2 separate regions of the Homo sapiens genome follow, and region 2 is linked to region 1. A link is a loop called in an ENCODE intact Hi-C map of the cell type or tissue named here. Cell type or tissue: CD4-positive, alpha-beta T cell. All regions are shown on one strand.

Region 1 (4,000 bases):
AGCTTCCACTGCTGGAGTTGAATAATCCAATGGCATTCTGATTCTGGATCTTTTGTCTGTGACACTTCTCCTTTTTCATTTCATGAGTCCCTTTGAGGACCCATGTGACTAGGGGCGGATTTCTTCCTATTCTCTGCATTGGTTTTGTTCCCTGCAAGTTCCTTTTTTTTTTTTTTTTTTTTTTTTTTTTTTGCTGTTTTTAAATTTTGGTTTCCTACTCCTCTGTTAGAGACTTTCCTCACCTGTCTAGTGATCTCTGGCTTTCCATTCACATTTAAACAAGCTATGAGAAGCTTTCTATATGGAGGAAGGGTTTTGTCAACTGCTAGACTCCATCCTGGGGCTGGAGTTGGTAAACTGAGGCCCATAGGCCAAACCAGTGGGTCAAAAATGACCCACTGCTCATTTTTATATGGCTCTAAGTGTGGTTTTTATATTGTTAAATGTTGAAGAAAATAATGAGAATAATATTTTCTGACACATGAAACTTCTTTATATTTTTATTCCAGTTAATTTTCTATAAAGAACAGGGTGAATGAATCCTAGTAGCTGGAATTCCGGTGGGAAGAGAACTATCTGGCATTCCTCACCCCCAAGAACCTGTATTCCTCATTAAAATGTTTCTGACCTTTTCATAGTTCTGATCCCAACTAGTAGACAGCTTTGCTATTGATAGAACCCGGAAAATTCAGTCATCATCCCCCTCAAGCCTGCTTCCATCTGACTGCTTGACAGACAATGGTGGTGATAGAGCTGCTCTGGAAAAAGTAACACTATGCCCACACTGTAATTGTGCTGTATCAAGCTTGCAAGTCCCAGATGGGAGTCGTGGGATGTTCTGCTTAACAGTTTAGTATGTGACTAATAGAGGATGTGCTCTTTGGGGCTGGATATTTCAGCAGAACCAGACAAATATCCTGTATGAGGAGTTTAGGGCCATAATTGTAAGAGTTTCCAGGGAAGTGGCTAAGGTAGGAGGGCTTTGGACATTGAATTACAAGTTTCTTACAACCTACACAGAATCTTTTTAAAAGACTTTTTTCTTTTTCTTGATAGGGCAGTCTGGACCCCTGGCTGATGTAGTGAACTTAGTTCCGCCTTCCTGACTAGTGTCAGGAATCATCTCTCAGAGATGTGGTCTTGCTACACAGAGACTGTCAGAGGTTATCTTTCTCTCACTACAACCAGTCATTTCCAAAGATAAGGGCACACTCAGGAGCATTTTCCTTGGGCTCTGAGAAGAGGCCTTGAACCCTGGCTCTGCAGGGCTGCTGTGATAGCACCAGAGGGGCAGGATGGGAGGCAGAACGACACAGATTCACAGGAACAAGTGTGTGCTCAGCAACTGAGGTACTTGTATTTTCAATAGGAACATAATCTTTTAAAAATGTTGATCAGTTCACATCACTATATTATGCAAAATATTCTCGTGGTTTCTCATCACATTTGTCACTAACTCCAAGTTCCTGGCCGTGGTGGCCTAGAAGGCCCTGCATGCTCTGGCCTCTTCCATCTCTCTGATCTCCTTTCCTGCTGTTTTATCCTTTGCTCATTCTGCGCCACCCACATCCGCCTCCTGTCTGCTCCTTGAACGTGCCAAGCTAGTTCCTTTCTCAGAGTCTGCATTGGCTCCTCCCTCTGCCCAGTGTGGTTTCCTCACATCTTTAGATGACTTACTCTCTTACTTCATTCAGGTGTCTGCTGAAATGTCAGCTCCTCACAGATCTTTCCTAACCATCCTCTCTAAAATAGTCCCCTCCCATCATCTGTCACCACTGGCAATCCCTCTATCAGCAAACTGGGATTTTGTCTGTCTCATCTCAGACCCATGCCCCACCTTCCTCCACTTTCTCTCTACTGCGGAGGCTGATCTCTGCAAATCACATCTCCTAGCCTCCTTTGCCAGTTGGCTTCAAGTTAACTTTGGTCATTACTCTTTTGGGGGAGAGGAGAAAGAAGGAAGTGGAAACGCCCAGGAGATTTCTCACCTTTTCTCTCCTTTGGGTGGCATCTCCAGATATGGCTGCATCTCCCCCATGATTCTAGCATCTGCGAAGTGGCCTTGGCCTCTGGGCTTCAATAATACCATTTCTTTCCTTTATTCTCCAGCCCAATAGGCAATTGCAAATTCCCAGTTTGCCTTATTGTCATGTTTGCTCTTTAAGCATTTCTGACACTGTTCTAATTTCCCATATTAAATCCTGGAATACTCTTTATTGGACTGTTTTCCTGGCTGGATCCTGATTGGTCTATCCTGCTGTATGTTTTTCATAGCACTTGTCACTACCTGTTATTATATTATTATCGGTTTATGTGTTTATTTTCTGTCTCCTGCATTAGAATGTAATTTCCATGAGGCCTACATGCTTGGGAACTCTGGGCAGACATTGGAACCTGAAATTAGAGGGCTGTGCATTTCTACTTCCTGACCATTTCTCAGAGAGCTGGAAAGAAGGCCCTCCTGTGTTTCTGTCGAGAAGGCAACAAGCACAGTTAGAAAGGAGGAGCTGGGCCAAGTGCTATGTGGGAAGCTCTAGCTGCTCTAAGACGTTCTCTGGTGTATTTCCAGCTTCAGGGAGACATGTCCAAATTCCAGCTCCAGGAATTGGGAGTAATGGGAACTGGCCCTATAGGGAGAAAAAGGCACCATGGGAGACTTTGGAGCACATTAGGGGAGGAACCTACAGGTTGGTTGGGGCTGGGGAGGGAGGACTTTCTACTCAGCTGAGGAGATAGGGACTGAGGTATGAACACAATAACTAATGTTGCATGTGGGACACACTGCTGTGCCCTGCCCTAAGTGTTTCACATTATTAACTTCAATGCATAAAACTACATTAAACTACATATTTGAAAATACCAAAACTAACCACATGCTTTATTTGATTTTAAAAAGTTGACAGTTTAATTTGTTCTTGAATTACTGGTTTATTTTTAACAGAACAAATCAGTGATATAAATAAATAAACAAGTAAATATCAATCCCAGACAGACACCAGGAGATAAGATGAATAGGTGTGGATGCTTTGCTAAAGATAAAAATGACCGATGAGAATGAAGGATGACTTCTTATCTCTCAGGGAGGGCTGTGTACATGCAAGGTGCGGGTCTCTTCTACTGCATACCATTTTTAGCAACCACTTTTGTTTTCAAGGATTATTTAGGAGTATGGGTCTTAATTTCCAAGTAGGTGCAATTGTTTGGGTATTTTTATGATTTATTCTGATATTATTGGATTATGATTACAGAATATGGCCTGTAAAAGCCTCTGTTTTAAAACTTTTGCTAAGGGCAATTGTTTTCTGGCCAGTACAAAATTGATTTTGTAAATGTGCTATGTGCATGTAGGAAGAAAAAGGATATTGTCTAGTTAAAGAATCTCTACTTATATTATTATGAGCTCATTCAGTGTACTGTTTAATTCCTTTTTCTTATTCTTTTTTTTTTTTGAGATGGAGTTTCGCTCTTGTTACCCAGGCTGGAGTGCAATGGCATGATCTCGGCTCACCACAACCTCTGCCTCCTGGGTTCATGCAATTCTCCTGCCTCAGCCTCCTGAGTAGCTGGGATTATAGGCATGCAACACCACGCCCAGCAAATTTTGTATTTTTAGTAGAGACAGGGTTTATCCATGTTGGTCAGGCTGGTCTTGAACTCCCGAATTCAGGTGATCCACCCACCTTGGCCTCCCAAAGTGCTGGGATTACAGGTGTGAGCCACCACGTCTGGCCTATTCTTATTCTTATTCTTACTAATCAAACCACTTGGAAAGAGGGATTTTAAAGTCTCCTGCTGTAATTGCACTTTTAAATATTTTTCTGTTTGCATTTCTAAAGATTTTTCTTGTTCATATGCTGTTTTGTGCATGTAGATCTATATGTTATCTTCTTTGGAAGATGTGACTTTTTAAATAATTAATTATTTATTAAGCCTATAGCACCCAGTATTCCCAGGCAGGCTCCCACATATGACTTATATAACTTTTGTGACTTTAGTCATC
Region 2 (4,000 bases), 280 kb before region 1:
CCTTCACTATTCCAATAAAACCTAAAAATAAAAATTCCCAATATGTTTCACAATTAATTCTCAAAGATATCCATCAAAGTTGATCCTTGCATGTAAAACTGCAATCTCCACATAGAAATCTCTTTACCTAAGTTCATGAATAAACCATCATTTTCTTATGCTTCAGATAAAAGAATTAAAGTTAAGACTTGCATTGTTGAATACAACATGACTGACTGAGATTTCCTTCCAGATCCCATCAAGACATTAGATTCCTTATCATTCAAGTATCTTTTAAGGGTTGGTTCTGTGCTCCTGAATGCTTATCAGCCCAATTGTTCTATTTCCTTCAAAAGTTCTTCTAAGAACTCCAGCGACTCGCCAAGTTGCCCACTGAGAACTCTGGGCCAGGAAACACACAAGAGTTTTTGTGCAATTTGTTCCATCTAGTTTTTGTAACAGCATTTATAAGGGGTATGGGTGTGTGAATATGAAGATACCAGACTGAAGACATTAAATTTAAATTAATCACCACAAAACTAGAGGGCCAAAAGAGAAAGTAAGGGGACTAAGGCAATGATTTCAAAATTTCCTTGCCAGAGAATGCATTCATCAGAAAGGAAAAGCTTTTAAGAGTGGGTTCCCAGCCTTAGCTACCCTTAATTGCATTGCTTATAATGGTGTAGTACAGTACAGTTTCTAAAAATAGAGTTCAACCAAGGGAAGATCAGGGAGGAGGGAGGATGAAAAGACAGGGGACAAAAAGGTTGAGGAAGGCTTCACAGAGGGGGTGGATGGCTGAGTGAGCTGAATACAAATGACATGTCATTAAGAATAAAAGGGGTGGTGGCTCATATCTGTAATCCCAGCACTTTGGGAGGCCAAGGTGGGAGGATCACTTGAGCCCAGGGGGTTGAGACCAACCTGAATAACATAGCAGGACCCTGACTCTACAAAAAAAATTTGGTGGCACACGCCTGTAGTCCCAGCTACTGAAAAGGCTGAGACAAGAGGATCACTTGAGCCCAGGTCAAGGCTGCAGTGAGCTGTGATTGTGCCACTGCACTCCAGCCTGGGTAACAGAGCGAGACCTTGTCTCAAAAACAAAAACAAACAAACAAACAAAAACAATAAAAGGAATGGCAAATCTGAAAGAAAGGTGGGTAGAGTAAGAAGAGGAGTGACCAACAAGGACATAGACTGGAAGGATCATTCTTCACAAAAGCCAGAGAATTACCCTGGTTGGTTCAGAGGAAGCTCCCACAAGTTGATGTTGGGGTAGGAGTGTGGTGGTACTAAAAAGGTAGTAGGAAGAACCTAAAAAGCAAGGTGGAATGTGGACATGATGTCACAGGTTACCAGAATCTCACATGTAGAAAAGAATTTAAACACAGTAAATGAAGAGCATGGCTTCTGGAGAATGCAAAACTAGAAAAACACTTCCCTTCCTTCTATAAAAATAATGTTTATAACAATAATAATAAAAAAAATTGGCTGGGCACGGTGGCTCATGCCTGTAATCCTAGTACTTTGGGAGGCCAAGGCAGGTGGATCACCTGAGGTCGGGAGTTCGAGACCAGCCTGACCAATATGGTGAAACCCTGTCTCTACTAAAAATGCAAAAATTAGCCAGGTGTGGTGGTGGGCGCCTGTCATCCCAGCTACTTGGGAGGCTGAGGCAGGAAAATCATCTGAACCCAGGAGGCAGAGGTTATAGTGAGCTGAGATTGCACCATTGCACTCCAGCCTGGGCAACAAGAGTGAAACTACATCTCGGGCGGGGGACGGTGGGGGGGAGGAATTGAACGGAAAAGTTAGAATATCCAGATTCAAGTTTTGTCCTGGCCAGGAGCAGGAATGAGTATTATCCCTGGAAGGCTCAGGTCTTCACGTGTGAAATAAGCAGGTTAGCCTGGATGATTTCTAAGCTTCCTTCCAGCTCCAAAATACTCTAAAATTCTGGATAGTGCTGGACAGTGCCATCTCCAGATAAGACATATCAAGACAGAGCCCAGTCAGGACCTTTAGTACTCTTGTCTGTCTGCCAAATAGAGAAATGGAGCAAGAGTTTGTTAAACTGGCAGACTCCAAGGCCAACTTCTGTGACATCGTGCAACTTAAGACCAACAGACATCATACTGCGGCACCATTTTCCTATGCCCCTTAGGCCAGCATGGATTCCCGACTTAGTCATAAGTGATTCTAAGAAAATATTCTAAATATGTAAGCTATCCTAAAACAACAACTGAAGCCTAAAGGAACAAATGTAAAACAAAAAACAATCTTAAAGAGCTCCTGAAACCAGAGTATCCTTAAGGTAGAAACAATATTACAGCTGAAATAACCATAGTAACTTAAGATCTATAGAGACTGTATGTTACTTAGCAGCCTGCCATCTTTGTGTTTCAACGTGTAATCAGTATAAAGAGTTACATTTCACATTCTATTCAATCTCTTCTATATAAAAGGACCCTGTAACAGCTCCAAAACCACTTTAAAAGAAAATTCAACACAATAAATAAATTACAGCCCAAACAAACAGTAATTAGAACGCAGTAAACACAAAATCCCACCCAACTTCAGGTGCAAAATTAATTATTCTTCTGAATTCTGAATGCAGGTGTGCAGTGTTTTCCTCCTCCTTGAATTTCCAGATCCATGCCAGTTTTCTTCCTCAACACAGAGCCTTGTGAAGGGGACAAGAGCAAACTCTTCCTTTACTTTTTACTCAAAATAAATGGAAAAAAAAAAAAAAAGAAAGAAAACTTCCTAGGGGAAGTGAAACATTACTTTTATCATGACAGTTCAGAATACCTCTGCAATGCATTTCCTGCCTCACCCCAGTAGATTTAGGATTCCAGGGCTGACAACTTCCTCCCAGCTGTTTTTTAAAGTCTATCTACAGTACAGTCTGTATCTTAGTATTTCTTGTAAGTAATGAATTACCGCTGAGATTGTAAAGTCCTCAGGGTGGAAAATACCCATTCAAAAACATACTTTCTCCACATTAAACAAACTTACTGAAAGTATTATTAGGTGATTAAATATTAAGTTAGAAAACTTATATGAGTAAGCTTATAAAAAAAATACTCCCACAAAACCAACTTATTTATTTATTCTTAGATCCAGCGGGACATGTGAATGACCTTGCAGTACCATGGGTTTCACAATTTAGCCCCTAGAGAAAAAAGCATTATCTGTACTTACAGGAAACTGAACAAGTATTTGCAATCTCCCCATAATAATAACTTAAAAACATAAAATCTTATCTGACAATGTTGTAATTTTGTGTATAAACATCACTGAGAAAATTTTTTGAATTAATATAACTCAACAATACTGTCTACTTTTGTTTCTTTCTCATGGTAAAATCTAGTAGCTTATATCTGATATGAATAATTAGAGAAAGTGAGTGATACTAGAACAGCTCTTCTATTATATATCAGTCTATGTATTTCTTTTTTTTATTTTTTAATTTATCTTATTTTATTTTTTTAAGAGACAGAGTCTCGCTCTGCCTCATGGGCTGGAATGCAGTAGTGCAATCATGGCTCACCACACCCTCAAACTCCTGGGCTCAAGTAATCCTCCTGTCACAGCCTCCCACGTAGCTGGGACAATAGGAGCATGCCATCGCGTCTGGCTAATCAAATAAATAAATAAATAAATAAATAAAAACTTTCTTTGTAGAGACTGGATCTTACTTTATTGCCTGTGTTGCCCAGGCTGCTCTTGAACTCAGCTTCAAGAGATCCTCCTGCCTCAGCCTTTCAAAGTGCTGGGACTACAGGCATGAGCCACTGGGCCTGGTCAATCTGTGTATTTCTGTGTCATGTTTGCGTGTGTGAACAGTCATGTTTGTGTGTGTGAATAAAGATAGAGGGGAAGAGATGGCTGTCTCTAAGCTATACTGCCTGAGAATGGGGCTTGCTGGGTTTTTTTTTTAACATTTTCGTCCAAGATCCACCTCAAAAGTTAACTTTTTGCCTGACCTCTCCATCCTATATACATAAATAGGCAC

The links. Hi-C counts contacts between places; a loop is a spot of excess contacts. Peaks named below come from ENCODE experiments on the same cell type or tissue, not always from the same donor. Only the 100,000 strongest peaks of a DNase experiment are listed, where the experiment ranks them.
Region 2: a loop joins it to region 1, with 1.9 times the contacts of the local background. A loop is called at or near these places in 1 of 110 quality-filtered maps.

What each region holds. Positions count from the first base shown.
Region 1 is chr2:160,650,817-160,654,816 of GRCh38, forward strand. No RefSeq gene overlaps it. Among named protein-coding and RNA genes, the nearest start is that of RBMS1, 160 kb to the left of the region's middle. In CD4-positive, alpha-beta T cell, no CTCF peak of the experiment used is centred here; DNase peaks (open chromatin) are centred at 105 and 1,625.
Region 2 is chr2:160,373,177-160,377,176 of GRCh38, forward strand. The region is part of intron 1 of RBMS1 (RNA binding motif single stranded interacting protein 1); the gene reads right to left. Among named protein-coding and RNA genes, the nearest start is that of MIR4785, 33 kb to the right of the region's middle. In CD4-positive, alpha-beta T cell, no CTCF peak of the experiment used is centred here; no DNase peak of the experiment used is centred here.